Regions from separate parts of the Homo sapiens genome. Here region 2 is linked to region 1. The links are chromatin loops, found by intact Hi-C in ENCODE. Cell type or tissue: CD14-positive monocyte. All regions are shown on one strand. Each heading gives the region's core, and the rest is flanking DNA. Links, peaks and the distances in the headings are about the cores only. Region 1 has its middle 9.6 kb from the start of LINC02695. Region 2 has its middle 49 kb from the start of LINC02695.

Region 1 (16,462 bases), core at 5,432-13,431:
ATGCTTTTCCTCTTCCTAGAATGCTCTTCTCTCTCTGGAAAACCACACATCCTTCAGCATGCAATTTAATGCTCCAACAAGAAGTTCATCCAACACTCCGTGATCCCTATCTCCTTTCTACTCACAACACATCCCGTAGTTCTTAACCCTGGCTGTTAGTAAAATCTTCGAAAAAGTTTCAGAGATTTTATATATCTGAGTCTGACCTAGATTTACTAAATTAACTGAGACATAAGCATTTGTAGTTTTAAAAGCTTCACAGGTGGTTCTAATTCTGGGGATGAAATTCACTAATCCCAGCACTAATTGTATTATAGCATAAGCAAAACATGTGTTACTGGAGTGTAACGACTGTAGCTCTTCCATTTTATTTCCCCAGTTTGTAGAATGCTGTAAGCACTCAGCAAAAGTTTGTTGAACATATTCAATGAATTACTGAGCAGATAGGGCTGGAAAGGCAGAGTTTTTCTTTCTTTCTTTTTTTTTTTTTTTGAGATGGAGTCTCACTTTTGTCACCCAGGCTTGAATGCATGGTGTGATCTCGGCTCACTGCAACCTCCGCCTCCCAGGTTCAAGGAATTCTCATGCCTCAGCCTCCCAAGTAGCTGGGACTCCTGGCCTGTGCTACTATGCTTGGCTAATTTTTGTATTTTTAGTAGAGACAAGGTTTCACCATGTTGGCCAGGCTGGTCTCGAACTCCTGACCTTAAGTGATCCGCACTCCTCGGCCAACCAAAGTGCTGGGATTACATGCGTGAGCCACTGTGCCGGGCCAGAGTCAGTTTTAACGAGGGACTCATTCTAGGTGGACAGGAGAAGAGTGGCGTGGGAGTGTGGCATTGAGTGAGGTGTGAGTCCAGAAGGGGAAGCCTAAAGTGATCCTAGTTTAAGGTTTCAGGGTCATGAAAAAGAAAGAAGTGGATGTCAAAGACCACCTTGGCCTAGTCTACCTTCCTTTGACATAAGGTTGCCCCAGAGTTGGAACGGGATGACATTTGAGTAACCTTCTAATCAGGACTGTACCAGGTCAGCCCTGGACTAAAAGGAATGAGTCTAGGATGGAATCTAGTCAGACACTGTATCAGGTGCCCTTAGTGGGAAGTAAAAGAGACAGATGCAGACCAGGAGTTTAAAATCCAGTTAAGACTCATGAAACAACAAAGAAAACATTCACAGAACAACACAGCAATTAACTTACTAGTTACTATTTACTGAGTGCTTTCTACATGCCAGTGTTTGCATTAAGTGCTTTACAAACATGACTTAACTGAAAATGATTTCTATTGCCCTTGATGAAGAAATGTAGGCTTGGAGAGAATGAGTAACTTGTTCAAGGTTATACATCCAATAAGTGTTGAAAACCAGATGTGGCCTCAGGTTTGGCTGACTCCAGAACTTGCGCTTTTTGTGCACTACACTAGAGAGCCTCTATCATTGAGTCTCTGGTATGCAACCTCTGGTCCAAGTGATTACCTAAAATCATGTGGTAAATTTTACCATGTTCTCAAGGTTTAAAACCTTTCCACAGCTCTCCACTGCCTTACAGAATGTGTTAAACACTGGAGTATTTGACTGAACCAAGTAGAGGTAACTGAGTTGAATGAGGTCAATGTTGGTTTCCAAAAACAGTGAGTTTACTTGAAGTTTACTTGAAGGAAGTAAGGAATATGGAATATCGAGGAGAAAGAACAAAGCAAGGACTAAACCTAGACCTGGAATATTTCAGGGAAAAAACCCTAGACTTACTTCTACATCCACTAAAGCCAAACTTCTGCACCTACCAAACCAAACTTCTCATGAACACACACACACACACACACACACACACACACCCCACAGAACCTATGAGATTCTACTAATTTTTTTTTACCAGATAAATAGAATAGTAAAATTAGTAGGGTACATTTTACCAGAAGTAAGCTGTTTTTACTTACAGCACTTCTGACACCAACTTTTTGGGTTGTTTTCTCACACCAACCAATTCTCCATGTCTCTGGAAATTGACTGGGTGTCCAACAATCCAATTCAATTAGCACTAACTACTCAGAGTTGGCCTCTGACTCTTCAGGTTTAAGGGCTCAGAGCCACAGGCTGCCCTCATTTCAGATGCTACGTGCAATATCAGATCACCTGTACTTCTCCACCCTCCCCTAGCTTTATTAAGCTATAGTTGGCAAATAAAAATGATATATATTTACAGTGTACAATGTGAGGTTTTGATATATGTATATGTGGTGAAATAATTAAATCAAAGTAATTAACATATCCATCACTGCACATACAACTTTTTTGTAGTGAGAACATTTAAAATCTATTGTCTTAGCAATTTTCCAGAATACAATACAGTATTCTTAACTATCATCACTATGCTGTACAATAGATCTCCAGAATTTATTCATCCTAACAGTTAGAAACCCTCTACCCTTTGACAGTATCTCCCCATTCCTTTCTCCTTACCCCCAGGCCCTGTTAACCACCATTTTACTCTCTGCTTCTATGAGTTCCACATATAAGTGAGATCTGTAGTATCTGTAGTCTTTCAGTGCCTGGCTTATCTCACTTAGCATAATATCCTTTAGGTTTACCCAGATTGTCATAAATGACAGAACTTCCTTATTTTGAAAGGCTGAACAATATTACATTGTGTGTGTGTGTGTAAAACATTTTCTTTATCCATTCATCCATTGATGGACACTTAGATTGATTTTCTGTCTTGGCTGTTGTGAATAATGCTGCAATGATTGTGGGGATGCAGATATCTCTTCAATATATTGATTTCCTTTCTTTTGGATATATATCCAGAAGTGGGATTGCTGGGTCATAAGGTAGTCCTATTATTAATTTCTGAGGAACCTCTACGTGATTTTCCATAGTGGCTGTACCAATTTACATTCTGACCCACATTGTACAAGGGTTCCCCTTTGTCCACATCCTCACCAACATGTATTATCATTTGTCTTTTTGATAGCTATTCGAACATGTGTGAGGTGATATCTCATTGTGGTTTTAATTTAACTTACATTTTCCTGATAATTAGTGATGTTGACCATTTTTTCATATACCTGTTGGCCATTCATACGTCTTCTTTTGAGAAATGTCTATTCAGGTCTTTTGCCTTTCTTTTCTCTTTTTTTTTTTTTTTTTTTTTTTGAGACGGAGTTTCACTCTTGTTGCCCAGGCTGAGTACAATGGCACAATCTCAGCTCACCGCAACCTCTGCTTCCCGGGTTCAAGAGATTCTCCTGCCTCAGCTTCCTGAGTAGCTGGGATTACAGGCGTGCACCACCACACCCAGCTAATTTTGTATTTTTAGTAGAGACAGGGTTTCTCCATGTTGGTCAGGGTGGTCTTGAACTCCCAATCTCAGGTGATTTGCCCACCTCGGCCTCCTAAAGTGCTGGGATTACAGACGTGAACCACTGCACCCGACCCTTTGCCCATTTTTAAATCTGGTTATGTGTTTTCTTGTTATTGAGTTGTTTGAATTCCCTGCATAGTTTGAATACTAACCTCTTATCAGATATATGGCTTGCAAATACTTTCTTTCATTCTATAGGTTGTTTCTTGTCTTTTTTCTCCTGCACATAGCTTGTATTCCATAGATTGTTTCTTTTTCTATAGGAAGCTTTTTAGTTTGATGCACTCTCGTTTGTCTATTTTTGTTTTTGCTGCCTGTGCTTTTAGGGTCATAACCAAAAAAAGTTATTGTTGAGGACAACGTCAAGAAGCTTTTTTCCTATGTTTTCTTCTAGTAGTTCTACAGTTTCAGGTCTTATGTTTAAGTCTTGAATCCATTTTGAGTTGATTTTTTTTTTTGCATATGGTGTGAGACAAGGGTCCAGTTTTATTCTTTTGCATGTGGATATCCAATTGTCCCAATACCATTTATTGAATAGTCTGCCCTTCTCTCATTGTGTGCTCCTGGCACCTTTGTTAAAGATCAATTGACCATAAATGTGTGGAATTATTTCTGGACTCTCCATTCTGTTCTATTGGTCTATATGTCTGTTTTTAATGCCAGTACCATGCTATTTTAGATCACCTGTACTTCTATATGACCAGCCATAAATCAAATATCCCCATAACCCCCTCCTAAGTTTCAATGATTTCCTAGACTGGCCAACAGAACTCAGGAAGGCACTTTACTTATATTTGTATTTTAAAGGATACAAATGAAGAGCCAATGAGTGGTATAGGGACGAGGCCCAGGAAAGTCCCAAGCATAACAGCTTCTGTACCATGGAGCTGGGGTGTGCTACCCTCCCAGAATGCGGATGTGTTAACCAACTGGGAAGCTCTCTGAACTCCATTGCTTATGGGTTTTTTTTTTTTTTTTTTTTTTTTGAGAAAGAGTGTCGCTCTGTCGCCCAGGTTGGAGTGCAGTGGCGCAATCTCGGCTCACTGCAAGCTCCGCCTCCCGGGTTCACGCCATCCTCCTGGCTCAGCCTTCTGAGTAGCTGGGACTACAGGCGCCTGCCACCACGCCCGGCTAATTTTTTGTATTTTTAGTAGAGACGGGGTTTCACCGTGTTAGCCAGGATGGTTTCGATCTCCTGACCTCGTGATCCGCCCACCTCGGCCTCCCAAAGTGCTGGGATTACAGGCGTGAGCCACCGCGCCCGGCCAGCTTATGGGTTTTTATGCAAGTTTCATTAAGTAGACATGATTCATTAAATCATTGACCATTGGTGATTGAACTCAATCTCTACCCCCTCTCCCCTCCCCAGCAGAATGGGGATGAAAGTTCCAAGTTTCTAATCAAGACTTGGCCTTTTTGGCTTCCAGCCCCTATGCTGAAGCTTGCTAGGGGCCGTCAGCCACCAGACATCTAATTAGCATGCAAAATATAGTCTTACCCTTATCATTCCCAGGATTCCAAAATGTTTCGGGAGCTGTGTGCCAGGAATCTGGGACAAAGATAAGACAAAGATATTTACTTTTTATAATACCATAAAGGCCATTTTTGCTTGCTGCTTCTTGTTATCTGGTGATGTTGTTAAGCATGAAGAAATCATTCTAAAATCTGAGGCTGAAAGTTCATATCAATAACTAAAACTGTACAGATTTAAATGTGTGTTGACTTTAACTTAGAATGCACATCCATTCAGATGTTACATATGCACATTCACAAGGCACATTTGAAGCCTATGCTGTGAATGAAGAGTAGTCTGGGAGGCCCTGCAGCCCTTAGCAATTTGGTCTTTACTTGGAGTTTGTATTTCCTTCCTCGCTTTTTATATTACGTGGCCTTGTCTCATGATGGCACCATTGTGACATATTGTACCAGCTGGCCACACTCTGTTCAACTGTTGTTTGCTTAATGCATTCTCTCATGATAAACTGGACCCAAAGCTTACCTATTCTGCCCCCCACTCCAACTTTAGAATGGCAGGCAAATGATGAAGTTTCCCATGGGAAATCTCTTTTATTTCTTTTTAATATTTTATGTATGTATTTATTATTTAGAGACACTGTCTCTCTCTCTCTCTGTCACCCAGGCTGGAATGCAGTGGCGCAATCATAGCTCACTGCGGCCTAGAATTCCTGGGATCAAACGATCCTCCTGCTTCAGGCTCCCAAAGCGCTGGGATTACAGGTGTGAGCCACCACGCCTGACATCTGCAGGAAATTTTAACTTTATTTTCACCACCATTAGTTCAATTACGATCAAGAATTTACACGTACAAGTCTTGTAAGCAGCTTTGTATTGCTTAACTCCATTTTTGCAATCATCTTAGCTACTGTTTCTGTATTGATGTTACGCAAACGTATACCACTTTATTGGTAAACTGTTTGTTATTTTGTTTTTATATTTTAGTTGGTTCTACTTCTTTGGGTGTCTTTTCTATTGTCTTATTCCTTAATGTGTATGCTTTAAATGTGTATGTCTGAGATACTGTTAAAAAAAAAGATTAATTTTACATTTGGATGGCTGGTAAATAACATAATTTTAGTGGACATTTATTACAATAAATAAAAGAGAAGAGTAAATTCTTGTAGGTTTCTATGAAATCAGTTTTCTTGTAGCATTATACTCACCTAATATAGACTAAACAAAACATTCCTGTGCTTAACAATTAGTAGCAAGTCCATGCCATTCACTAAATATTTATTGAGGACTTTCTCTGGGCCAGACACATATGGGGTAGAGCTCACAGGACATAGCAAGATGCTGTGTGTCTAGAGTTAAAAGAGCAACAACAGGCCCTATCACTCTTCTGCTTAAAATACTTGGATAGCCTTAGGTCCAAATCAGTTCAAAATATTCCTTTACCATCCAGACACTGGCTCAAGGAGCTCAAAAAGGGAAAAGGTGGCTTTAAAATACTGAGCTGTGGCTGGGTGTGGTGGTTCATGCCTGTAATCCCAGCACTTTGGGATGCTGAAGAAGGTAGATCACCTGGGGCTAAGAGTTTGAGACCAGCCTGGCCAACATGGTGAAACCTCATCTCTACTAAAAATACAAAAAATTAGCTGGGTGTGGTGGTGCACACCTGTAGTCCCAGCTACTCGGGAGGCTGAGGCATGAGAATTTCTTGAACCCAAGAGGTGAAGGTTGCAGTGAGCTGAAATTGCGCCACTGCACTTCAGCCTGGGCAGCAGACTGAACACTCTGTCTGAACAACAGCAACAACAAAAAGATGCTAAGCTGTGCCTCTGACCCTGCATTTTTTCCTCTTTGCTATGTCTTAGTACTTTCTGGTCATGTTTCATATTAATTATTTCTGGTTTCCTGTCAGCTTTGAATTAATCCTAGCTTTGTCCCCTGGGCCCTCACTTTCAGATCCTCTCAGTTCTATTCCATGCATATTATGGGGAGTGTCTTACCCTACCCATAACCACACCCAGCTTCTGTAAGTATAATCCCAGAATGGCATCTGAGACCCCACTTGCCTGGCAGAGGAGTTTCGATGTGTTCCATAGCTTTGATGTTACTATTCCTTACTTTAAGACACAAGATGCTTTTAGATCTGACACATGTTCATTTCACTAGCTTGTCTCCTGCCATTCCTCAACTAGGATGTTATGGATCTGTCCTATTGAATTTCTTGAGCAGTTTCTGGAGCATGTAATTTTATTTCCCATCTCAGTTTTTGCACATGGCACATTTCCTTCTCATAAAAACCCTTGCTCCACCATCCCCAATTCTCCAGCTATCTCCTCCTCTTAACCTCAAAGCTAGTTTCAGGGGTCGCATCTCCCAAGAAGTTCCAATCTCACTTAGATGCTTCTCCTTTAGGCTACAGTGTTTATGGCACAGTAGCAATTGCTTTACTTATGTGTCTCCCCCCTGCTCCCAGATTTTGAAAGAGGTTACCACATTTTATTCGACTTTTTTTTTTTTTTTAAACAGAGTGTCACTCTGTCACCCAGGCTGGAGTGCAGTGGTGCCAGCTTGGCTCACTGCAATCTCTGCCTCCCGGGTTCAAGTGATTCTTATGCCTCAGCCTCCCAAGTAGCTGGGATTAAAGGTGGGTGCCACCACACTTTGTATTTTCAGTAGAGACAGGGTTTCGCCATGTTGCCCAGTCTGGTCTAGCATTCCTGAACTCAGGCCATCTGCCAGCCTTAGCCTCCCAAAGTGCTGGTACTGCAGGCATGAGCCACCATGCCCAACCTTTTATTAGACTTTCTATCCTATCCCTAGCCTATGATAGGGACTCATTAAGTGACTATTGAGTAAATCAGTGAATGAATGAATTAATGAATAAGTGAATATATTGCCTAATACGTCTACTTAAAGCCTCTTAGAAAGCAGGTGTGGTATGAATTGTAAACAAACAATAGTACTACAATCTTAATATGGAGGGTGAAAAATAGAAAGGTCTTCAACAGATAATATTTTTTTCTATTTATATATGTTCCTTTTTTTCTAGATATGAGCAAAAGTCTGAGTGCCAATTGCTGAATCAAGATTTACCCAAATGTTACCAAAACCAATGGCAAGTTAGTCAAATTTAGGACTCATCAGTGAGTTAACAATTATTGAGTATCTATTATGTGCACATCACTGTTTATAAGGATGTTGTGATTTAGTGAGGGAGCATATACAAAAATAACCCTGAGGAAGGGCAGACTGTAATAATCAGATTAGAGACTCAAACCACATTCTGTGGGATTCAAATGGAAAAAAAGATTAATTCTTATTAGAAGTAATGAAGTCAACAATGTATGGGGTGGGCACAGGCTGTGAAAATCAGGACAACCAGCTAATTAATGTTGCACAGAATAAATGGTGAATTGCATAACATCTATTGCTTGTCAGCTGGTTGTTTTGCTCTACAACTGCCTTAACCTCTGAGTGACATGGAAGTGAGAAAAAGAAGGAAGTGCAGCAGGACTCAAAGGGGAAGAAATGACTCTTGCTAAAGAAGGAAGAGAAGTGGAACCAACCACAGGGAGGAGAGATGGGGTAAAAATTGCTTTGAGGCCGGGCGCAGTGGCTCACGCCTGTAATCCCAGCACTTTGGAAGGCCGGCCAAGGCGGGCGGATCACGAGGTCAGGAGATGGAGACCATCCTGGCTAACACGGTGAAACCCCGTCTCTACTAAAAAAAATACAAAAAATTAGCAGGGCGTGGTGGCGGGCGCCTGCGGAGGCTGAGGCAGGAGAATGGTGTGAACCCGGGAGGCGGAGCTTGCGGTGAGCGGAGATCGCGCCACTGCACTCCAGCCTGGGCGACAGAGGGAGACTCCGTCTCAAAAAATAAAATAAAATTGTTTTGATTCCGTTGTAGCATTTCCTTGAGTCTCTTCAGTTCTAAGAATAGGGAAAGGAAGAAAAGAAGAGAGCCTGTCATGGAACCAAAGGAAGACAGCATCAAAATAAGGAGAAAAGAGCAAAGAAGCAGAAACAACTTGGAATTATGCCACAGAATTATGCCACCATACTGCTGCTTATAAAACGTTCATACTGAAAACGTTTTAGTGACGGTACAAATAAAAAGGTGGAGGAGGCATGGTTGTAGATAACGGTCTAAGGAAAAAAGTGTGTTACTATGGTTATCATTAGAACTTTTCACAAATAGTCCCACTCTTCCCATTAATGTACACTGGGGGATCAAACTGCCACCTCCTTTGAGGATTTATATGGCTGTGTGGCTTGCATTGGCCAATAAAATGTGAGGGGAAGTGACAGATATGTAGAGTGTATGAGAAATACCTTGCAGCCACTGAGATTTGGAGTGTTAGTATAAGCTAACCTGTCTTTACTAATACAGTTACCCACAAAGAAAAGGAAAAGATTGCTAATATTTATGCAAAAAAAAAGATTGAGAGAGATAAATTTGTAGGACAGGTCAAAGGAGTACTATAAGAGTTGGATTTAAGTTAGAAATAAAATGTAAAGCTAAATAGTTAAGCATTATAAAATGTGTAATAATTTCTTTCTTCTAATTATTGTATGTCTTTCTCTTTGTAATATTCTTCTTCATACACAGCATCTGCTTTTACAGTTTCAACTACTGCCTCAGTGTGAACACTTAGAAACTCATCTATCTGTTTTGACAATAATATTCACATTTCTAACTGCCTACAAAAATGTACATATTTTAAAAGACTCCCAGTACAACTGTTCACACATGTTCATGTCTAAGAATGAAACAATGAAACTCCCTAGAAGACCAAACCTCCCCCAAAAAAATTCCTTTCCCCTTCCTGTTAACAAAATCTCCCCTCAAGCTTTGCTAGTTAACTTAGATCACTTCCTCCTTATTCCTCTTTATTCAATCTCTGCTTCAAAATGCCTCTCAGATTTACCACTTTCTCTACTCACATCTCAGCTACCCTAGTCCAAATGTATTTAACTCATAACTGGACCATGGTCATAAACTCCTCTCCTCCTCTCCAATATATTCTCCCACCCCTCCATCCTGCCCACTCTTTCCAGACTAATCTTCTCTCCACAAAGATCCTCTGTGACCCCTCAGCCTGTGTCCAACAGCATTCACCATAGCCTGCCCCTCCAGGCCTCTCCCACTGCTTACCAGCTGCTGTGCTCAGGCTGGCGTGTTAGGTGTTTGCTGTGCCGTGAGCCATTCTGCTCATTCCTCCTTCCTTATTTTACCAACATTTTTACCTCCAACTCTGCAAGTGCTCTCACTTTCATCTTCCCAGTAAAAAATCCCACACATCTTTAAAGCTCACCTTATATCCCTTTTCCTCTTTTCCCAGAAGACTTACTCAACAAATCCCACCCAAAGAGATCCCTCCCTTTCTCTACCCACATAGCACTAGTCACAGAGTTTAAAGTTCTCTGAGAAGTCATATAGAACAATCCTTCAATTTTATAGTTGAGGTTGAGAGACTTGGTTAGTCCTGCAACCAGTTAGTGACAAATAAAACTAGAATCCAGATGTCTCGAATGCATTTTCTTTCCCACTGCATTTTACTGCCTTTTCTTTGTTAACTGCAAGATGTTTTACAGTTTAATCCTATTCAACCTTATATTTTGTTTAGTGTTTAAAAATCATGTATCCTTGATTAGATCATAGGCAGCTTAGGTGCAATGATGTGATGCAGGGTCTATATTAGATAAAAAGCCCTTATTGAGGGGGCATTTAAGGCTGTCGTTCACAGTAAGGTTTAATGTAGGGCCAAACCATTAAACTAATATGTTTTGGAATAATTGGGAATCAGAGCCAGGAACACAAATCAAACCAAGGAGAAAAAATAAGAGAGTAATTTAATGTCAGGAGCTTAGAAAACCAGAATCAAGAGAAATGAGGAAGGTTCCAGAGTACAAACTCCTTGGTTGAATTATAGGTGGTTCAAGAGAGGTAGGTCAATAGGGACATGTTCCTACCCAACTCCTAGAACAGCGGGTATAGGAAGAAGAAAATGGATCCTTACCAATATCCCCACAAGGCTCCTCTGTCTAGCTAGAGAAGATGACCCTAAAAGGGGACACCAAGCATAAGAAAGCATGATTTCTAATTATAGAAGGTCTTGCCAGCCAGAGGGGCTGAGCAGGGAGGCCAGAGCTGCTCAGATCCAAAAGGTGCTAAGATGCCCTTAATTGGCTGTTGGCGCAACCCCATAATCCTCCTGAGGCAGAAGGATTGCTTTAGCCCAGGAGTTCAAGTATTTGGTGCTCCCATTGCAGGCTTCAGAGTGTGGGCTCATCAGAACCTATCCCTCTTGAACCCTGGCCCAGGCCCCTGGACAGAGGCCTATGCCTCTTAACTCCTGTCCTGGCTGCAGGACAACAGATCTAATCTACCAGTGATTGACTTGGCCTACCTGTGCTAACTCCCTATATTTTGTTAATATAAACAGCTTAGCATGGAGTATAAAGGATATTGCATGCTTTTACCCCACTTTTCGTGTCCAGTTTTATTTCCCAAGGTATCCCTTTACTTATCTTACATGATAGCCATCCAGGCAGCCACAATTCCTCACATATAATATACACTTTCAGGCCTCCTTGTGCTGTTCCCTCTGCCTAGAGTGCTCTTCCTGTTCCCTTCCCACTCTATCTGACTGACAAGAATGTATTTATGTTTTGAGATCCAACTCACATGCTTCTGCTGCAGTGAAGTATTCTCATATCCCCCCTAATCAGAACAGAGGAACTCATTCCTTTCTCTAGACTCTCATAATCAGTTACTTGTGTTTTTCTTACAGCACTTTTTAAAAAATCTGCTTTATAGTATGGTATAGTTTTAAAACTTCGCTGTATTATATTCAAGCACCTTGAGAAAAGGGACTATGTCTTAATTTTCACTGTACCCTCACAGGACCTAGTCCATCCTGTTGAATAAACATGTTGGGCTAGGCCAGGCATGGTGACTCACATCTGTAATCCCAGTGCTTTGGAAAGCTGAGGCAGGGGGATCACTTGAGGCCAGGAGTTCAAGATCAGCCTGGGCAACATAGCAAAAGCCTGTCTCCACAAAAAATAAAACTAAAATAAAAAACTAGCTGGGCATGGTGGCATGCACCTGTAGTCCCAGATATTTGGGAGGCTGAGGCAGAAGGATTGCTTGAGCCCAGGAGTTCAAGGTTACAGTAAGCTATGATCCCACCACTGCACTCTAGCCTAGGTAACAGAGAAAGACCCTGTCTGCCTTAAAAAAAAATTAATAAAATAAAATATGTTGGGCTAAGTCTTGAATTGTTGTTTCTATTTTTTAAACAAACTATTTTTTAGAGCAGTTTTAGGTTCACAGCAAAATTAAGTGGAAAGTCCAGAGAGTTCCTATGTATCCTCTGCCCCAACACACACATGGTCTCTCCCACAATCAACATTCTGCCTCAGAGTGGTACATTTATTACAATGAATGAACCTACATTGACACATTGTTACCACCCGAAGTCCATAGTTTATATTAGGCTTCACTCTTGGTGCTATATGTATATGGATGGGTTATGACAAATGTATAATGACAAGTATCCACCACTATATCATACAAAGTAGTTTCACTGTTCTAAAGATTCTCTGTGTTCTGCCTATTCATCCCTCCATTCCTGCTAACCCCTGGCAACCAGTGATCTTTTTTACTGTCTCTGTAGTTTTGTCTTTTCCAGAATGTCATATAGCTGGAATCATAAAGTATGGAGCCATTTCCAGTTGTCTTCTTTCACTTAGTATAATTATATGGATTTAAGTTTCCTTTATGTCTTTTCATGGAGAATAGAGAGAATGCCACTCTTTTCATGCTTGATAGCTCATTTCTTTTTAGTGCTAAAAAACATTCCATCCTCTGAATGTACCATGGTTTATTTACCAGTTCACCTACTGAAGAACACCTTGGTTACTTCCTAGTTTTGTCAATTATGAATAACGCTGCTATAAACATTTGTGTGCAGGTTTTTGTGTAGACATGAGTTTTCAACTTATTTGATTAAATACCATGAAGCATAATTGCTGGATCATATAGTAAAAACATGTTTGGTTTTGTGAGAAACTGCCAAGCTATCTTCCAAGGTGGCTTTGCCATTTTGCATTTCCACCAGCAATGAATGAGCTTTCTTGTTTCTGCATATCCTCACCAGCATTTGGTACTATCAGTGTCTTGGATTTTTGCCATTCTAATAGGTGGTAGTAGCTCACTGTTTTTTAAATTTGCAATACCCTGATGACATATAATGTTGAGCATCTTTTTATGTGCTTATTTATCATCAGTTTATCTTCTTTGGCAAGGTACTATTCTCTATTTTTTACCTAAGAAAAATAAATACATGCCAATTTTTGAAACAATATACTGGTTTACAAAGTAAAAAGTTGAAGTTCTCTCTCTCTCTCTCAATCCCACTACCCAAAAGTAATCACTGTTAACATTGTCTTCATTCAAGACATGTTTCTATGCATTAACATACCTACATATGTATATTTTTATGTACTCATTTGATTTTTCTTTTAATAGTATTTTATGAGTTACTTTTTAAATATATGTTAAAGGTATATTACTTTACTATATCCTGGAGACCTTTCAATGTCAGTAATGGGTGCAGAATATGCCAGAGGATGAATGTGCTATAAAGTAACTAATGAGTTCCTTATTGGACATCTATGTTGTTTTTTAAAATTTTTCTTTCTTTTTTTAACCTTTAGGCAATTCTGTAATGAACCACCTTCTGTATATATATACATATCTCTGTACAACAATGCCAGTATATCTGTGGCTGGATTCTTAGAAATGGAATTGCTGAGTCAAAGATTACATAATTTAACAACATGATAGGAATTGTCCTCAAACTGCCAAACTGTGCACAAAAAAGGCTGTTCAAGTTTACACTCCCATCAAGTGTTAGAGAGTAGTTCAGTATTCAGAGAAGCCATAGAAGTTTTAAATATGTGCTTCAGGAGCTACTGGGGAAAACAAGGGAGTAAGAAAAAGGCTGGTAGTCCACACAGCAATCTCCTTTCCTCTTCAGTGAGAACACCTCTCCTTTGATCAACATTATTTATTCGGCTTAGTTTAAAATTCCTCTTGAGGAGAAGTTTCTGGGACTAAACATTTGAAAATATTTGAAATAAAAAAATTACCTGTTTTTAAGTGACAAAAATTATTAATTTATAAGTTACTTAGGAATGTTCTCAGGTGCAAGTAACAGATGACACAAACACAGCAGATTGAATCGGCGATGGTACAATTTTCTCATGTAACATAAATGCAGCAGCTGCATTTGTTGGGTGGCTCAGTGGCCTTTTGGGCTTTTCCTTCATGGTTGCAAGATGGCACTACTCCAACTCAAGCATCATGTTTGTATTCAAGACAGAAGGAAAGGGAGACGGTTTGTATCAGTCACTCTGACCCTTTTATCAGAATTGCATAAGTGCTCTTAGAAGCAGTCTGCTTCTCCCTAAGATCTTTGCTCAGATGTTATTGGGCAGAGCTTTTTTGTGTGTGTAGTGTCTAATGGTTGCAAGGGAGGTTGGGAAAAATGATTCTTTTTTTTCTGGCTTTTATAGTGGAAGCAGGCAAAAGATTAGTTGGGTGTAGTTGTTGGGTTAGCCGGTCATCATGCTCTGCCCCTAAGTGCTCAGAATACTGAAGACTAAAGATGCAATGACAAACAAGATAGTCCTTATTGTTTTTGTTTGTTTGTTTGTTTTTTGTTTTTAGATACAGCTATAATTTTATTACAAAACTGTTCTTTTGGCATTAGTTAGTTACAGTGATAGCAAGATAATGTGAGTGTGCAGACTGGCTCTGATGGAACCACTGTATTCCCTGCTTACTGAACCAAACTTCAGCTACCTCATATCCATTACATACAAGTGACCTGCAGTTATTACTGCTACAAATCTTGACGCGTGTACCGCTGAGGGAGGAGCTGATGCTAAGGGATTTGATTACATGTTGATAAGACTACAAAAGTTCGTTTATGGGACTTTTTCTTCCTCTTCCCATGCAATGACTTTGCTTTAGAACAATCACATGGCTTAGAGCTAGTCTGAGTAGCAGCAGCACCCAAGGAGCGTCAGTTCTTGTTAAAAAGCAATACCTGTGTGATGCATTTTTACGCCACAGGCAAAGGGAAGGATCACCCTCATTTTAAACTCCTGCAGAGTCCCTTAATAAAATATCAAAGCATTCCATCAAGTTCTTCTGGGTGGTGTTATTGCTGTACATTTGTTGGTGAGTCATTTTCTGTGCTGTGTTTGCTTTGAAAGGATCTTCCAATTTATCTCCAATATTCCTTTCTTATCATGTCCTTTTCTTTAGCTAGGATTTCACATAACCCTAATGCATTATTAAGAATGTCTTCCTTATTGACACACTGGTTTTCTAGCATGTCTTCATAGATACCCACAAGAAAGGCAATTAGGTAGGGGGAACTATGACTTGGTTGTAAATCAAGTAATTGATTTAACAGATTAGGATATTTGGAAAGACCACGATCCTGCAAAATTCCTTTCAAATAGTTCCATGAACTATTATGTGGTACTAGTTGAATCATTTCCAGAGTGTATTGGACTTCTCTCTCCAATACAGCACAATCATTGTAGCCAGTGGTGTTGGAAATAACAAAATATCTTCGGTTCCAGACAGAGTTATTTCTCACATCCTCTTTGAGAAGTTGGTCCACATACTGCAGCTCATTATCCCAAAGTTTAAATTCCTGAATAACCCATTGTCGATGCTGCCAGGCATGATAATTCTTTGCATCCTGATTAAGAATATTATCAATAAATTCAGGCTCCTGAGATGGATCTCTTAGCCATTCCACTATTACTCGCCTATTGTGACAAACTAGATAGTTTTTGGGCTGCCCCTCAATTATTTCAGTGATGTAGTTCATTTCCTCATGTAGATCCTTCTGAAGTGACTTTAAGAGAACTCTCCGGAAATGTCACACTGTATAATTGGCTGCATTTAACTCAACAGCATCCCGGGTTAGCTTAAAACCTCGTTCGCTTCTTTCTTCATGCTGCAGGACAGCTCGGAAGTAATCAAACATCTCTAAATTTGTCACTATAAATGATCTGGACCACGGGATTGGGGCCATCATTCTGCGGCACTGGATCTGTATCAGCCCATTCTGTTCTGTCCCTGTACGGGACATAGGAGGGCGAATCCAGGCTCAGAAACCCGTCGTCCATGGGGGACGCCACGGCTTCCCCAGCCTCTGCTGCCATCTCTTCCTCGTGCTGCTCCTGGGGCAGCGGTGGGTGCGGCTGGGGCGGGGGCTGCTCCAGCTGCCGGGGCTCACCGCCTTGCGCAGCCTCCCCGACCCCCTCGGTGGCCGCCATCTCAAGATGGTCCTTATTCTTAAGGTGTTAACAAACAGAAGTGCAAACAAACCAGTTTTATTGCATATTGGTGCAATAAAAACATTATATGTCCCAATTAAAAATATGAAGAGGAGATATTAGAGGCCCAAAGGAGAGAATGGTTAATTCTATCTCAAGTGGGGAGGGGTGGTAGGAGATCAAATAAGACTGTATCCAAAAAGTGACATTTAAACAGAGTCTTGGAAAATAAGTAGATGCTCAGCGGGTGAAATATATTCT
Region 2 (16,462 bases), core at 4,828-12,827, 58 kb after region 1:
CCCTAGTCCTGGGAGCTCTGTCCTCCCTCTTCTCCACACTGAAAACACTGGAATGCCCTCAATCATCCTTAATATGCCTAACATTTCAACTGGGAAGTCTGAAGTCATGCACAATTACTCATGCAATTTTTCCTCCAGACAATAGGTCCTTCTGTGTGCTTCTCATTCAAATATATAAAGCTTCACTCTGTTGTTTTAAAAAAGTCTTTGTTGTAGAAACAATTCACAAATGTGTCAAACACACATTGGTTCCCCACCCCCTTCTCTGTCCCCTCACCTGATTGGGATGCTAGCTTGCCAGGGACGTGTGCCCACTTGCCGACTCTGCCCAGAATGGAAGCTAGCCCTGCATTTCACATCACTTCTAACCAAGTAGGGCTCTAAGTTTAAGTTTGAGGTTAACCTCAGGGGGCATTTAGCCACACCTGCCACCTCCTCTGCCTGGCCTCATGGGTGGGAACAGACTTCTTTTGGAGAAAGGGAAATGCTTGATGCTGCTAATTAACTGTGGGAGGAAAGGAAGCCCTCTCCAGACAGCAAAAATACCAAAGAAGAACATTATAAAAAGCAGCCTTTGTACCAGCCAGCCACATCATTCAGCCCAGCCCAGGCTGGGGCTGGAGGGAAAAATAACAACTCTAGCAGCCACTAAGTTCCTGCATCCCAAGTGGGCACCTCAGGAGGTCATGCCCTGAGTGAATGTCTGCTAGAGGAGGGGGTTCCAGGACGGTGGCGGGAGTCTGGCTGCCTTCCCAGCTGGTTTTTGGCAAACCACAGGAAGCTGCCTGAAGCTGGCATGTTTATATGGTGACTTGTGAGACTTCCTTAGAATAGCAACAGGTCTGTTTCATAACTTAAAAGCCAAAGAGTGTGTGTCCATGGAGGTATGAGGTGGAGCTGCAGGACCTTACTTTAGAGTCTGGGTAATCTCACTAGGGCAGGTCGCTTTCCCACCCTGTGCTTATCAATTTAGGGGCTGATCCTCACTCTGCAGATGGGACTATCTTAAACAGAGAAGTGTCAGCTTCCAGCCAGCCCAAATCCCTGAGGCTTGATTGCTACAGGGCTGAACTAAGTTTGAGTATCTGGGAGACTCAGGGTTCAGCAGGGAGTCTGTTGGGGAGGGCTGGGGTTGCTTCAAGAATTGGGATTTGTTCACAAGTAGGAGGGCAGTCAGGCTTTTTGGCTGGGACCTTAAGCTCAAGAGGCTGCAGAATTTGGCTGCTGACCAGTACAGGGGAATGAGGTGAAACCTGAGGGTGGCCTGAGAATGGAGGATTGAGGAGCTTAGAATTTGAAAGCTGTCAGAGCTACATTGGAGGCTCTTGGAAGGCATGTTTACAGGGTCTGCCTTATTTTATAGGGGCTGGGACTGATTCCCAAGACTCTAAATTGCCAAAAGCAGGAAGTTGGGGTACTAGGATTTCATACCAGGCAAGTTTCCCAGTCTCTCACTCCAATAACATTTTTGCATCTGGGCAGACAAATGGGAGATTCCACCACAGTAATACCACATGTACAGGATCCTTGGCAGCTGCGCGTGTGGTGGCACATCCCTTTCCCTCCCTTCCTATTGATATAGGATCTCCTTTATAGATTCTTCAAGTGTCAGAACTGAAAAGATTTTAGAAGCCATGTAGACCAATTATTTTATTTAACAGGAAAGGAAACAGAGAACCAGAGAAAAATGACTGGCACAAGGGCATATAGCTAGTTAGTAATCACTAGTATTGAAGCCAGTTTTGTTGACAACCAGTCCAGGGCTTTTTCCACAACACCACGCCCTTTATAACAAATAACATTCGTATATCAGGGGCTTCTACCCATTCCATATTGTATTTCCCATTTTACTCTCTTCCATGGAGAGTACCTTGAACTGTACCTTGCTCATGGTTAAACTACTTTCTGAAAAGTTTCCAATATTTGGTATTTTGACAAAAAAATAAATAAATAAATAAATAAAATAAAACCCTATTAGGTTAGAAAGAAAGAGGTTATCACAGCCAGAGGCTGCCCATGTGAAATGTGACCAGGGTGGAAGAGCAAAGTCCCAGAGTCTAAGGCCTTGATGCTCAAAGTTGTCCATGGACCAGTAAGCATGGGTATCACCAGGGAGTCCCACCCAGATCTGCGGAATCAAAACCTGCATTTTAACAAGAGCCTACATGATTTGACTAAGTTTGAGTAGTACCTCTTTGAGGCAAGGCTCTGCAAAAATTCCTTCTCTTCCTCTTCCTCCCCAAATGCGTAACCTTCTACCACCTCCCTCTTGCTCCTTTCTTCCACATGCTCTGTCCCCAGTTTTACTATGTTAATCTGGTTCTGCCTTTTCTTGAAATTTTAAAGCCACAAAGGGGTGGAGTGGGGGTGGGGAGGGGGGACTGGATGTATTTTAAAAGGGGACTGAAAATGGAAACTTTTGAGAAAAATAAAATATGGCCAATTGGGAAGATCTTTTGCAGCTCCAATGTCACGTTGTTAATGTTGAAATATAAACATCTACTATGTTTATATTGGCTTACTTGTAAAATCATCAACTTTGGTTATATTTAGGAATTTGATGGCTTGGAAAGCACACTGAAAAACTCTGAGAACAAAAATATTTTTCCCCTTAACTTTATGGAAAATAAGAAAATCTCTTTCAAAAAAAACAATTCCAAGAACGTCTTTTCTCTACTTTCTTTATTATCCCCATCCACCATGGCACCATGGTACATTTTTTCCTCTTAGCTTTCTTACTCTCTTTGTTCCTAGTTCAGTTTTCTCATTTCATTAACATTTTTAAAAATTGGGGTTTTCTTATTATTTATTTTTTATTTAAAAATTAGGAAATAGAGAAGTAAAAGAAAGCACAACAGAATCCCGCTGATGTAGAAACTACATAAACTTCTTATATAAAGGTATCTTAAACCTTTTTGTGCATATATTTGTTAACAAAAATGGGATAATTCAGAATATAGTAATTAATATCTACTTACTTTTAAGTGGAACTATAAAATACTAACTTCTTTATATCTGTGAACATACCTCAACAACATTATTTTTGTTAAATTCTGCCATTGAAATTGTATCATGATTGATTTGGTAATATTTCTATTGCTGGATATTTAGGTAATTCAAACTTTTCACTATTAAAAGCACTACTGGGCATGGCACAGTGGTTCATGCCTATAATCTCAACACTTTGGGAGGCTCAGGCAGGAGGACTGCTTAAGGCTAGGAGTTTGAGACCAGTCTGGGCAACACAGTGAGACCCTAATCTCTAAAAAAAAAATTAGCTGGACATGGTGGCCCACCCCTGTGGTCCTAGCTACTCAAGAGCCTGAGGTGGGAGGACCTCTTAAGCCTGAAAGGTCAAGGCTGCAGTGAGCCATACTTGCATCACTGTGCTCCAGCCTGCAACAGAGCAAAATCCCATCTCAAACAAACAAACAAACAAACAAAAAGGAAAAGGAAAAATAGAAAAGCAGTGAAAAGCAATACTGCATATTCTTAATGATTTTATTACCTTAAAAAAAACTATTTAATTAAGTCATGAACACATAAAGGCATCATTACACTTGTGAAAAAAATTTAAGATAACATGAAATGCTTTTTGACCCTCATTGCCAGCCCTGGTTCCCTTCCTCTCCCTGCTCCCTTGTTCCAGCTCTCCCACTCCCACGCCAGCTCGAGGAATCCAATCATCAACCCAGCTTTTGATGGGGATGCATGGGGTGCAGGGTACAGAATTAAGTGTTATAAGGATTTCAGTCAATGACAGTCTCCACCCTAGTGAGGGAGAACAGGCATGCATTCATGGGGAGATGCGAATAACAATTACAAGCCGTGCACCATACCACTGAGAGCAAGCTAAGGTTAGGCAAACTGAGCACAGTCCCAATTACTGCTGAGTGCACATGAAGTCCTCTTCAATTTTCAGCAGGATCACTGCTCCAGGTTTTTACTTGACCTCCTTGCCTATAATCTCTCCCTTTCAACCCATCCAGTTTACTGCTGATAAAATAATCTCAAAAGACACTCTTCTGATATGTGTGATCTTGTTCATTCCCTACTCCTCTTATTCTCCCTGCTAACCTTCCCCTCATCTTCAAGACTCAGCTCAAACTTAAATTTACTCAGTATGCAGCTACGGAGCATATATTAGGTGCTAATCACCTCTTCTAAAGCTTTCCTCACTCTAGGTTCTGTGAGCAACTCCCTCCTGGCTTTTTCTCTTGTAACAGATTCTAGTTTGTTGGGATTGTTATTTTTCTGGCCTACCTCAACCCCAAACCATGAGTTCTTAAAGTATAGGACCTCCATCTTATCAATCCTGTACCCTCAGCACCCAGTACAGTGCTGGGTACATAGTTGATGCTTAATATTTGTCTGCTCAACAAAAAGAATAAATAAATGAGCTTCCCAGAAATGTCCCACTGGTTCTTAATGTACTTTTAGGATTTGGAGGTTACTTCTTGCTTAGAGTAAGAAGCAACTGCGTTAGGTGGCAGAAGTGGAGGGAGCCTTTGAGGTGACATGTTCTAGCTCCTTAAAGGGACATGTTGGTTCTTGCCCCATTCTAAGTCTTCAGATTCTACATTTGAAACAAACAGCCTATTGCTGTCTTTGCAATATAAGAGGTACTAAGGAAGTGTTTGTTCAAAAAAATAAAGAAAAGGGGCTTTTTTGATGTTGTTGTTTTTATTTTTTGAGATGGAGTCTCACTCTGTCGCCTAGGCTGGAGTGCAATGGCACGATCTCAGCTCACTACAACTTCTGCCTCCCTGGTTCAAGTGATTCTCCTGCCTCAGCCTCCTGAATAGCTGGGATTAGAGGCGCCCGCCACCTCGCCCAGCTAATTTTTGTATTTTTAGTAGAGATGGGGTTTCGCCATGTTGGCCAGGCTGGTCTTGAACTCCTGACCTCAGGTGATACGCCTGCCTCAGTCTCCCAAAGTGCTAGGATTACAGGCATAAGCCACCATTCCCGGCCAAAGGAAAAGTTTTAAAAAGATCCCAACTTTCCCTAGTCAGGAATTGGAAGTTTGTAAAGCTCAAACCTATTGATGTTGCCCCCTTGCCTAAATCCCTTTGGTTGTTTCCCATTGCTGTTAGGATAAAGTTCAAAATTTTAAACTTGACCAGCAAGGCCCCACATGCCATGAAGGCTGCCAACCTCACCAACATCCTGTCACATCATTCTTCTTGGATCTCTTCACACTCCAGCCCCACAAGTAATTTCTTTGTTTCTCATGGGCACCACACGTCTTCAAAAATGCTTCTTATGCCTGGAACGCTCTCTGCTGTAACCGACACCCACACCCATGGCCTCACACTTCCCCATGTCACCTGGCTTATTATACTGCATCCTCTTGTCTCAGCTTAGCTGTCACTGCCTAGGGAAGCCTCTCTGGACCACACTCTAAGTTATGTCACCCCACTGCACATTTGCATAGCACTCTGTATTTTTCCCTTATGACACTTTTTATTAGTATAACTTGATAGTTAAGTGTGTATTATTGAATGTTTTCTTCTTAATCGCCACCTCCTGATTCCAGACTATAAACTTCAGGAGGACAGGATCCATGTCTGTTCTGTTCACTACTTTATTGAAGGGGCTTTACCTACATTATCTCATTTAGTTGAACAATCCTGCAAAGCAGATATCCTCATTCTTATTTGGCAGATGTGATAGTGATGTGTGAAGCTGATAGACTTGTGTGATAACGTCAAGATTTGAGCATGGTTCCATCCATATTTCTAAAGGGCTAGAAGTTTGTTTATTTGGGTTTTGGATTATCAGGACCTGAACTCAAAGTCCCCCTGAACTACAGTCCCAGTTCCACCACTTTCTAATTTTATTTTATTTATTTATTTTTGAGACAGAGTCTCATTCTGTTGCCCAGGCTGGAGTACAGTGGGGCGATCTCAGCTCACTGCAACCTCTGCCTCCTGGGTTCAAGTGATTCTCCTGCCTCAGCCTCCCAAGTAGCTGGGATTATAGGCGCTTGCTACCATGCCCGGCAAATTTTTGTATTTTTAGTAGAGATGGGGTTTCACCATGTTTGCCAGGCTGGTCTCGAACTCTTGATCTCAGGTGATCTGCCTGCCTCAGCCTCCCAAAGTGCTGGGATTACAGGTGTGAACCACTGCACCCGGCTCTAATTTTGTAATTCTAAGTGAGCCTCTTCATATATATAATAGGGATAATATTACTTATTTTATCTATCTCATAACATTCTTCAGAGGATCAAATGAAATAATAGATATGAAGTGCATGGTAGACTATAATCCACTCTACTAATATAAGTGAAACAAGTAGCTTTTTAAAAAACATTTTTGCAACTTCCGCCTCCTAGGTTCAAGCGATTCTTATGCCTCAGCCTCCCAAGTAGCTAGGTTTACAGGAGCACACTGCCAGGCCTGGCTAATTTTTAGTAGAGACAGGGTTTTACCATGTTGGCCAGGCTGGTCTCAAACTCCTGACCTTAGGTGATCTACCTGCCTCGGATTTGACCTTCCAAAGTGCTGGGATTACAGGCATGAGCTACCATGCCCGGCCTCAAGCAACATTTTTTATCAGGCTCAAGCCTATAACGGCTGCTGCTTATCTGGCTGGCCGCTCTGGATATGAGTTTCTTGAATAAAATTGTCAATGTGGAGACACTGAGTCCAGATGTCTCTGTACATTATCTAGGGGAGGTTGTTAGCCCAGGACTGAAATTGACAACAAAAAGATTAATTTTGAATGACTGCATCCATTTTACAGAATGAGAACTGTACATTTAGTTTTTTCATAATGTAAATAAGGCCAATAAAGAATATGCAGTGGATTTCTAGTATGTAACCTCTAGTCCCTGCTCGCCAAGGAAAAGATGAAATGGTTAGTTAAGTGTGGTTAATGATTAGCATTAATGGTTAAGCACTTAGGCTTTGGAGTCAGACATTTGAGTTCAATTCTCTCAGCTCTACATTTACCAACAGGGAGAACTTGGGCAGGTTACTGCTCTACAGCTTCATTTCTACATCTGCAAAATAGATCTACCCCTCAAATTGTTATAAATACTAAAACTAATAAAGTAAGTGCCTGCACATAGGAAGCCCTCCATAAATTTGGAGAGTTATTGCCATCCCAGTCCTCTTTCTTTCTTGGCTTGCTGATCCCTGTGCACCTATTTCTTGCATGTTTCTTCCATTCTAATTGGAATGATGATTTTCAGGTGTCAGGGTCTTAAATACTAATGACTGAGAACACTGCCTCTCAATCTGCATCTGGTCCCAGCAAAGCCAGCTTTGTATATAAAGAGGAGATCTCTCCTCTTACGCTCTTTGCACAATGACTCTCACTAGTTTCTTGTGCTTCTGGGGAAGCTTCTCCTATTGATGTAGAGCAGAAAGTTTTTCTATTCATATTTGAGAAACTGCATGTCTTGACTCAGCTACTTTTGACTGGCACACTATGGGTGGGAGGATTTTTATTCTCTTTGGCTTTGGACACCAAGAGGATGTGCAATTTGGAGCCACAGTGAAAAAGAGGTTTTACTGTTCAGTCACTGCAAGGCTACTATTAATATCACATAGGCTACATAAGATTAGATTCATTATTATACTTAAGAAGGAAGTCTTTCTGCAATTTTGAACTAGGAGCCGGAAATTCCAGCTATAGCGTTATATTCTGGTTTGTGTGTGTGCTTTCACTTGGCATTTTTTGAGACACTATCGTATTCTATTCTCTGGAAGACTACAAAGATGAATGGCATCTTCCCCTCATCAGAACTTGCAAGCCTGTGTAGGAGATAAAAACACAAATAATGGGAGGGAGTGAACAAGTATGGGAGGAAGGACATTCTGAGAGAGGCCCCCTCTTTTCTGGATTGGGATTCATGTGTACAGGGTGGTAAAGTAAGAGAGTGAAAAGATGTCAGGCTCTGTGCGTACCAGGTGGTAAAGTAAGAGAGTGAAAAGATGTCAGGCTCTGTGCATCACCACACTGGGCCTGAATCTTATTAAAGTTACCCTGAGCAACCCACTTGCCCTTTCTGAACCAGTTTTCTCATATGAAAACAGAATAATCATGCTTACCACATAAGATTTGTTGTGCAGATTGAGTGAGATAGAGTACATAAAGTGTCAAGCACAATGCCAGGCTAATTGTAGATATTAGCCACATGGATAAAATTATGATTAATAGGCCAGGCGTGGTGGCTTACTCCTGTAATCCCAGCACTTTGGGAGGCCAAGGCGGGTGGATCACCTGAGGTTGGGAGTTCGAGACCAACCTGATCAACATGGAGAAACCCCGTCTCTACTAAAAATACAAAATTAACCGGGTGTGGTGGCACGTGCCTATAATCCCAGCTACTCGGGAGGCTGAGGCAGAAAAATCACTTGAACCCAGGAGGTGGAGGTTGCAGTGAGCCGAGATCTCACCATCGCACTCCAGCAAGAGTGAAACTGTCTCAAAAAAAAAATTATGATTAATATCCAAAAGCGTAGATAGTATTAATAAATGTTGTCAGTATATAGGGGCAGTGGATGAGGTGTAATGAAAGAGACCTTAACTCTCATCCTAGTAACATGGTGGCCATGGACCATCTTCCCAGATATACAACTCTGCTGTACCAGTAAATGCGAAGTGCTTCCTGCTAAACATTTGCCACTCTTCTGACACAGATAGTGATATCCTGTGGTCACTTCCCTCCCCTGGTCATATGTTAGGTAGTGGTTTCATGCACACTCCACCCAAGATGGTGGATTATCTGACAGTAACAGAGAAACAGGAAGAACAGTGGTTTCAACTGAAATAAGAGGTGATTTATTTTTCAGTAAATAACTTCCATTCCCATCAGTTCCCTGACCAAACAATGTGCAAGCTGTAATGTGAAATGATAAGGAAGCCAAGGCACAGCTTTTGGAAAAGCTGAAAGCCTCTTTAATATTGGATGCAAATTCTGTCAACTGTAGCATGCCGAATAAGATGGTGGCCGAAGAGAACTGTGGTCAGGATAATGACTATAGCAGACAGTGGAAGGAGGAAAGGCGCCTGGCACCATGCCTGTAAGTGCAACTGCACTTCCCTCAATAAAACTGCTGCTTTGCCCTAAAATCTCACATTTGGTTTGACCAAGGTAGGAAAAGTGATCCAGATTAGAATAGTCGCTCAGTAGAAGCTAACCCAGGTCATTTATTATAAAACTCCTTGATTTATGGGAAATACGGAGTTTCTAGTAGGAAAAAATGAGGCCATAGTTGATACCATGGTTGTTAGTCATTAGAAATACCACTATGGACTTTCTTAGGTTTCCAAAAGTATTATTCTCACAGGGAAATTGTAACATCTAAAGGCTGTATTGGCATTAATATGGTCGTATCTAAGTTCATCATGATGACCATCATAATGGTACCATTTTTGAGCTTTCAGCTTAGGTCATGGAGATTTGCTTCTGAAGACCCCCACCTTTGGTTAAAACTGTACAAGCCCTGGAGAGGGGCTTATGTTCAGGATCTAGGCTAAAATCTCCGTAAGGTTAGAGACCTTTTCTATCTTCCTCAGAATGGTGTCACACACGGAGCTCAGCACAGTGTGCAGTGTAGGATGAGTGTTCAATCAATACTTGTTCAGTATTTGATTCAACATTCATTATCTCTTTTAATCAAAGCCACCCTGAAAGCTCAATATTATTAGCTCTAGTTTGCCTGCTTGTTTCAATGGTACATACAGAGTTACACAAGTGATGGGGTATTGTAGAGGTGAGAGAAGGATGCTCTATAGTGGCATGATCTCTGAACTTAATGTGGGAGAATCAAGGAAAATATTGTTTACGTGAAGTTCCTTCCACAGAGTTGGGCAGGGGAGGGTGGCTCTGTTGGCCATTTGACTAGAGAATGAGCTCAAAACCATGTTCAAGGGGAGAGGGAGCATCAAGGGGAGATGTTTGGAGAATACTTGGGCACTGTAACAACCATCCTCACATAGCCAGGGCCCACTCAGAATGGAAGAGACTGTCTTGTCCTGTATAGGCCCAAAGGGCAGAACGCAATACAAGTTTTAGGGAAAGTGATTTTGGCTTCACACAGGGAAGAACATTTAACCCTTGCTGCTGTTCAGAAATAGAATAGATCACCTTGGAGGCAGTAAATCCTCTGTCATTGTGGGTGTCCAAGGAGGAATCACATGATCACTTGAGAGGGATATTGGGAAAGAGATTTAAACATTGACTAAGAGGAGAAAGGCATTGGGTTAAATGAGTATCTCCTTTGTGTCTCCTGTATTCTATGATTCTATAATCCTTTATTTGAAATTTGTGAATATGGCATTAAAAAATGAATGTATTTAAAAGGAAACTAAGTAGTAGGTTACGTCCAATTGTGTGAGTCTACAAAATCCCCTAGGACAGAATCTCCATCTGTGTGACAGAGCACTGGGTTCCTAGAACCCATGCTGATGCCTGGCACATGGCACACCTTCATTAACATGTGTTAAATGAATCAGTGGAATTCTGGATATGCTAAGGACTTATGCTGTGAGCTCCTCCTTCCCAAGATGTCATGGAGTGAGATAGGAATGAAAACTGAACCCAGATCAACCTTCCTGTTCCCCTTTCCTATGTACAGAAGTTTGGTCTAGAGGGAAATAGTTGCACTTACTTGTGGCTTAAATGTTTGACTCACATAGTTTCTTCCTCTGGAGAAATGCCTCAATGTGTGTATTTTCTGTTGGCCCCACAGCTTAGAAGCTGTTGTGAGTAAACCACACAGAAGCCAACTTGTGGATTGCTAGGATGAGAGGTCCGGCAGGGGCCTGAGGGATGCCCTACTCTGTGATATGCCGGAGCAAAGGGACATAAAATAACAGGCAGAAAACCATAATCCAATATGGGAAGTCACCCCAGAGGTGACCCTGGAGAAACCCCAGAGATAAGTGTATCTAGCAGTGTGACTGGCATCTCTTAAGGGCTCAATACAGCATATTGAACAAATGAACAAATCCAGAAGGAGTGCTGGACTAGGAATCAGGAAGCCTGCACTCCCCTCTGGATCTATGTGTCACTGACTGTCTGTGTGACCTTATGCTCTCTTGCTGTTATTTGGGACTACCAGGCATTTAAACAATTGTCATATTTGGGGGATACCAGTTATAGAGACAGAAGAGCATATTTGTCTCAACTAGTTGGAAATGGGAAGTGGGTGGCTTCAAGGGCCACTTTTACAAAGTAGAGTAAGTAGGATTGTGTGTATACTTGGATGAGACATGTGAAGAAAGGAAGGTGGTCCAAAGCAACTCCTAGATTTCTGACTTGGGCAGCTGGTGGATGGCGACAATGTTTACTGGGATGGGAGCAAGCAAGTAGCCACGGGTTTGAGAGGAATCTGATGATGGGCACCTTGTACTCCCAAAGCCCACATATTCAGAAAGACTCTGGCCCTTTGGCTCTTTCCCTACCTCTGTGACTCTGAAAATAGGCCCTCTGCATGAGAGGGATGGGCCACTGCAAGGCAGGCAGCTCCAAACGTGATGGAGCCTCAGGTTATGCTTCCTGGTGCTGGAGTGCTTCATGGGGCTGGAGTAACTCGGCCCTAATTCCCTCATCCATCTTTTTTCTTATTGCTAAAGCAGTTCCAGAAGGCAAATATGGAGATCTGGGACCCACAAGCCTAAAATGATAAAGAAAAGAAGAGAACCAGGGGTGGCGTCAAGATTAGAAGCTGGTTTGCTGCCAGAGCTTTGCTTCCTTTAATGCACTCGCCCACACTCTCCCTGTTTTTCAAAGACCAACTGCAGGCTTGACTCCTGCAGCCATGTCGGTGCCACTAGGCCTTGGTGCCGAATAAATAAAACTAGAGGGAAAAAATACAGTTGTCTGAGGACTGGGGATGGCTGGGAGCATCCAGCTTAGTGTCAAACTGAGGAAATGGTAGGATGGGAATCGATATGTAATCGAGAGAACAGATCTCCCGTGGACACAGACACCACCCTGATCTGAGCCTCATTTCAGTACTGCAGGCCTGGGTAGAGTCAGCTGACCCCAAAAGCACTGTGCTGGAGAATAGAGAATGACTGTCATTCTATGATGCCTTCTGAATATCGCTGCATAGACAGCATGCACTCTTTATAACAGCAGAAAGAGACATAAAAGAGACAAGGGTGGGGAGAGCAAATGTAAAAATATGAGAAATTATGCCCCTCGTCTTTAATTTTTATTATTATTATTTTTTTGAGACAGAGTCTTGCTCTGTTGCCCAGGCAGTAGTGCAGTGGCATGATTATGGCTCACTGCAGCCTCAAACTCCTGGGCTCCAAAGATCCTCCTGCTTCAGCTTTCTACATAGCTAGGACTACAAGCGTGTGCTACCACACCCAGTTAAATTTTTTTTTGTTTTTCCATTTTTTGTAGAGACGAGGTCTCACTACATTCCCCAGGCTGGTTTTGAACTTCTGGCCTCAAGCGATCCTCCTTGGCCTTTTAAAGCACTGGGATTACAGGCATGAGTGACCACACCAGGCCTTTTTTTTGAGACAAGGTGTGGCTCTGTTGCCCAGGCTGGAGTGCAGTGGTGCGATCTCGGCTCACTGCAACCTCCGCCTCCTGGGTTCAAACCATCCTCCCACCTCAGCCTCCCAAGTAGCTGGGATTATAGGCATACACCACCATGCCTGGCTAATTTTTGTATTTTTGATAGAGATAGGGTTTTCCCATGTTGCCCAGGCTGCTCTCCAACTCCTGGGCTCAAGTGATCCTCCTGCCTTGGCCTCCCCAAGTGCTGGGATTACAGGCATGAGCCACTGTATCCAGCCCTCCGGCCTTCATTTTTAAAAAGAATAAGTTTTATTTTTCTTTCTAATTACAAAAACAACATATACTCATGGTAGACAATCTAAGAAATACAGAGACCTAAAATAAATAATCAACTGTAATCCCACTAACCACTGTTGCTATTTGATGAATATTTGAATATTTACTGAATGCTGACTGTCTGAGGCACTCTAACAATCCTAAGGCTCAGGTAGTAAAATTATTCCCCTTTAATTAATGAAAGAACTGAGATTCAGCGAGGTTAAGATTTGCCTAAAAACACACAGCTGATACGTGGTAAAGCCTGGATTTGAACCTGGTTCTGTATCCCAATTTTCTCACAATATTTTATTTGTCTTGATCTACCAAGATTTGTCTTGGTATTTGTCTTGATACCAGAGATGATGGTACATCATCAAACAATCCCAATTTTCAAATGGGAAATACTTCAAAGCAAAAAGATACTGCATGAAGATGTTTCAAAAATGCGTTTTGTCTTTCAGGTCTTGTCACAGTTATTGCAATTTTGTAAGATCATTCATTGCGAAAGTGGTGTTTTGATTCTTTGCCCTTTCCGGCAACAAAAACAGAAAGCGACTTCCCTTCTATCATTTGGCCTGAGGCTTCTTTCTGCTTCTGCCCAAGGCAGACTGTGGTTAGCACTCAGTGCTTAACCTCTTCCTCCTGCATGTCCCTCTGAAGTAATACATTTTTGTTTTGACACTTTGGATATACTGGACCCTAAAAATCAAGCCAATAAGGAGCAGCCCAGAAAGGAAGAGAGTGCCATAGTCTCACCTGTGTTTTAGGGAGGTTAGTTTTGTAGCCGTGCAAGGGCTGGCTTGATTAGGAGATCTTAGACTCAGAGAAATTGGTTATCACTTTTAAAAAATGAACAAATGACATGGGTAACAACCTTACCCCATTCATAAGCTTCACCATCTCTCACCACATCTCTGTGTCCAGCCCCATTCCTGAATTCCTCATCTGACCCTCATTTCATCCTGACATTAAGGAGATTATCTACACAGATTATTTGATGATTTTTTAAAAGCTGAAAATTTAATAATTTATTCTTTACAGTAATGAATTAAGTCTGAACACTGAAATATCACTGGCACTAAAACTACCTCAGTAAAACATCATGTACCCAATACCCAATCCTGACTACCCAGTTTTGTTCCCCAGCCAGTCTAGCCCTGACAGTTTTAGACACTTCCTGCACATTCTCCACCATTAACCAGCTCTAGCTCCTCCTGGTAACTCTACAGTGGCTCTCAAGATAGAATTGTCATTAAATGTGGAAACTTTGGTTATCTTTATTTTTATAATTATTTATTGATTGATTTATTTTTTGAGACAGAATCTCACTCTTGTCATCCAGTCTAGAGTGCAGTGGCACAATCTTGGCTCACTGCAACGTCTATCTCTGGGTTCAAGCAATTCTCCTGCCTCAGCCTCCCCAGTAGCTGGGTTTACAGGCATGTGCCACCATGCCTGGCTAATTTTGTATTTTTAGTAGAGATGGGGTTTCACCATGTTGGTCAGGCTGGTCTCAAACTTCTGACTTCAGGTGATCCACCCGCCTCGGCTTCCCAAATTGCTAGGGTTACAGGCCTGAGCCACTGCATCTAGCCAGAGATCAATTTTTAAAAATTCTGCATATGAGTGAGAACGTGTTGTGTTTGTCTTTCTATGTCTGGCTTACTTCACTTAACATGTTTTCCAGATTCATCCATGTTGTTGCAAATGGCAGGATTTCGTTATTTCTTACGGCTGAATAGTATTCCATTGTGGTATATATATACATATATATATATCACATTTTCTTTATCCATATTCATCCATTGTTGAACACTTAGATTGATTCCATATCTTGGCAATTGTCAATAATGCTGTAGTAAACATGGGAGTGCAGATATCTCTTCAATTTACTGATTTCATTTCCTTTGTATATATACCTAGTAGTGACATTGTTGGATCACATGGTAGTTCTATGCTTAATTTTTTGAGGAACTTTAATACTGTTTTCCATAATGGCTGTGCTAATTTAAGCAGTGGTAACTTCGGAACCAAGCTGTCTGAATTCAAATCCCACCTTTACCAGTTTGCATGTGACTTTGGGCAAGTTAATTACCCCATGCCTCAGTTTCCTTGTTTACAAAATGGAGAAATAGTATCTATTTTATAAGGTTGTTGTGAGATCAAATACTTGTAAAGCTATTGCTTGTAAAGCTCTTAGAATATGGCCTGGCATATTGTAAGCACAGTGTAAATGTTAGCTATAAAGACAAATGGAGTCATCTGTCCATCTTGTCATCTCAAGGGTCAGTGGTCAAGATATATTTCTTAAAAATTATTTTAAATTTTAATGGTTTTCCTATTTTATTTATCGGCATTGCAGAGTAATTTTGTTGCACATGCACAGTAGTTTGTTTACAAATTATACATCAAATAGATTTGTATGGGCTTGTCTAGAAATCTTAACCATTTATAACATTGTGTGTCATATACATATCTCTATCTATCTAAATTTATATTTGTATGCACACACACAAAACACTTTTTGCAGTAGATTTTTGGACACAGATTTTATGAACTATATCCAGCTTATTTTATAAATTTATTTTTCTTCTATGTATTTTTCATTTTCCAGAGGTTGGGCTCACAAAGCATTGTCAAGACTTGAGGTGGCCTTGAATAGCATGCTAGAATTTTGTATTTTATTCCCTGCGTTATAAGGATATGCCCAGAAAGGAAGAGAGGGCCATAGTGTAACCTGTGTTTTAGGGAGGTTAGTTTTGTAGCAGTGCAAAGGCTGGCTTGATAATGAGGTCTTGGAGTCAGAGAGATTAGTTAAAAGGCAGTTAGAATAACTCAGTCTGAGAACCTCAATTAATGTGCTGGACAAGAGGGAATACATGTAAGAATAATCTGGGGATAGAATCAAGAGGACTCAAGAGTGCAGTGGTGAAATGGTGGAGAGAATTCCAAAGGCTTTCAGTTTCGGTTGATGAGAGGCCGGTGAAACCATTAGGAAAGACAGCCTTCTCTATTACTTCCTAAATACAGAAGGGATTCAGAATTTTCAAGGAGAGGTAGAGGTAGAGACTGTAGAAGGTCAGAATATAAAGCAAGCCTATTCCTCAGCTTAAAAAACTTGGCATCTGAACCTAAAACTAAACAAAGTTGGAATCTTTTGTTTAAAAAAAAACAGAACATATTTAGTTGATAATGATTTTCACTGATGATTCATTTGACCATGATAATTAAACACATTAAATGTTACATTCCAGGCAGTATCAGGTAGATGCTAAGTTGTGAAGCAACACACTTTTTCATCCCTGCAGATCTGAAAGTTTACCTTTTCCAATACAGTAGCCAGAGCTCTGGAAAGAAACAAACAAGGCCACAAGTGCCCCAACTACATCCTTTTCAAGATGCGAATGCTTTCCACCTCCATCCAAGACTCTCAGAGCCTGTGTGTTCAGTGGGCAAAGAACGAGACAACAAGATGCCTTGGTCCAAGACTGCATGGGCAGTTAACTGTGCAGCAGGGAATGGCTGAGGCCTCCAGCCCGGAAATGGTGTGCTCTTACTAAACCACACTTCTCTCCCACCTCCCTCCCAAAAACTCCAGCTCGCATAGGGAGAGTTTCTGAGAATGAAGCTTTTCTATATTGTATC

The links. Peaks named below come from ENCODE experiments on the same cell type or tissue, not always from the same donor. Only the 100,000 strongest peaks of a DNase experiment are listed, where the experiment ranks them.
Region 2: a loop joins it to region 1, with 2.9 times the contacts of the local background. A loop is called at or near these places in 15 of 110 quality-filtered maps.

Annotation. Positions count from the first base shown.
Region 1 is chr11:86,194,873-86,211,334 of GRCh38, reverse strand. It overlaps the pseudogene FNTAP1. Among named protein-coding and RNA genes, the nearest start is that of LINC02695, 9.6 kb to the right of the region's middle. RefSeq lists enhancers at 8,124-8,624, 8,625-9,125. In CD14-positive monocyte, for the core only: a CTCF peak has its summit at 8,776; DNase peaks (open chromatin) are centred at 5,714, 8,334, 8,655 and 9,124; H3K4me3 peaks cover 5,082 bases; H3K27ac peaks cover 5,248 bases.
Region 2 is chr11:86,136,047-86,152,508 of GRCh38, reverse strand. No RefSeq gene overlaps it. Among named protein-coding and RNA genes, the nearest start is that of LINC02695, 49 kb to the left of the region's middle. RefSeq lists an enhancer at 643-1,143 and cis regulatory regions at 734-1,244, 3,940-3,990, 8,534-8,916. In CD14-positive monocyte, for the core only: no CTCF peak of the experiment used is centred there; DNase peaks (open chromatin) are centred at 8,678, 10,158 and 10,668; H3K4me3 peaks cover 4,855 bases; H3K27ac peaks cover 5,893 bases.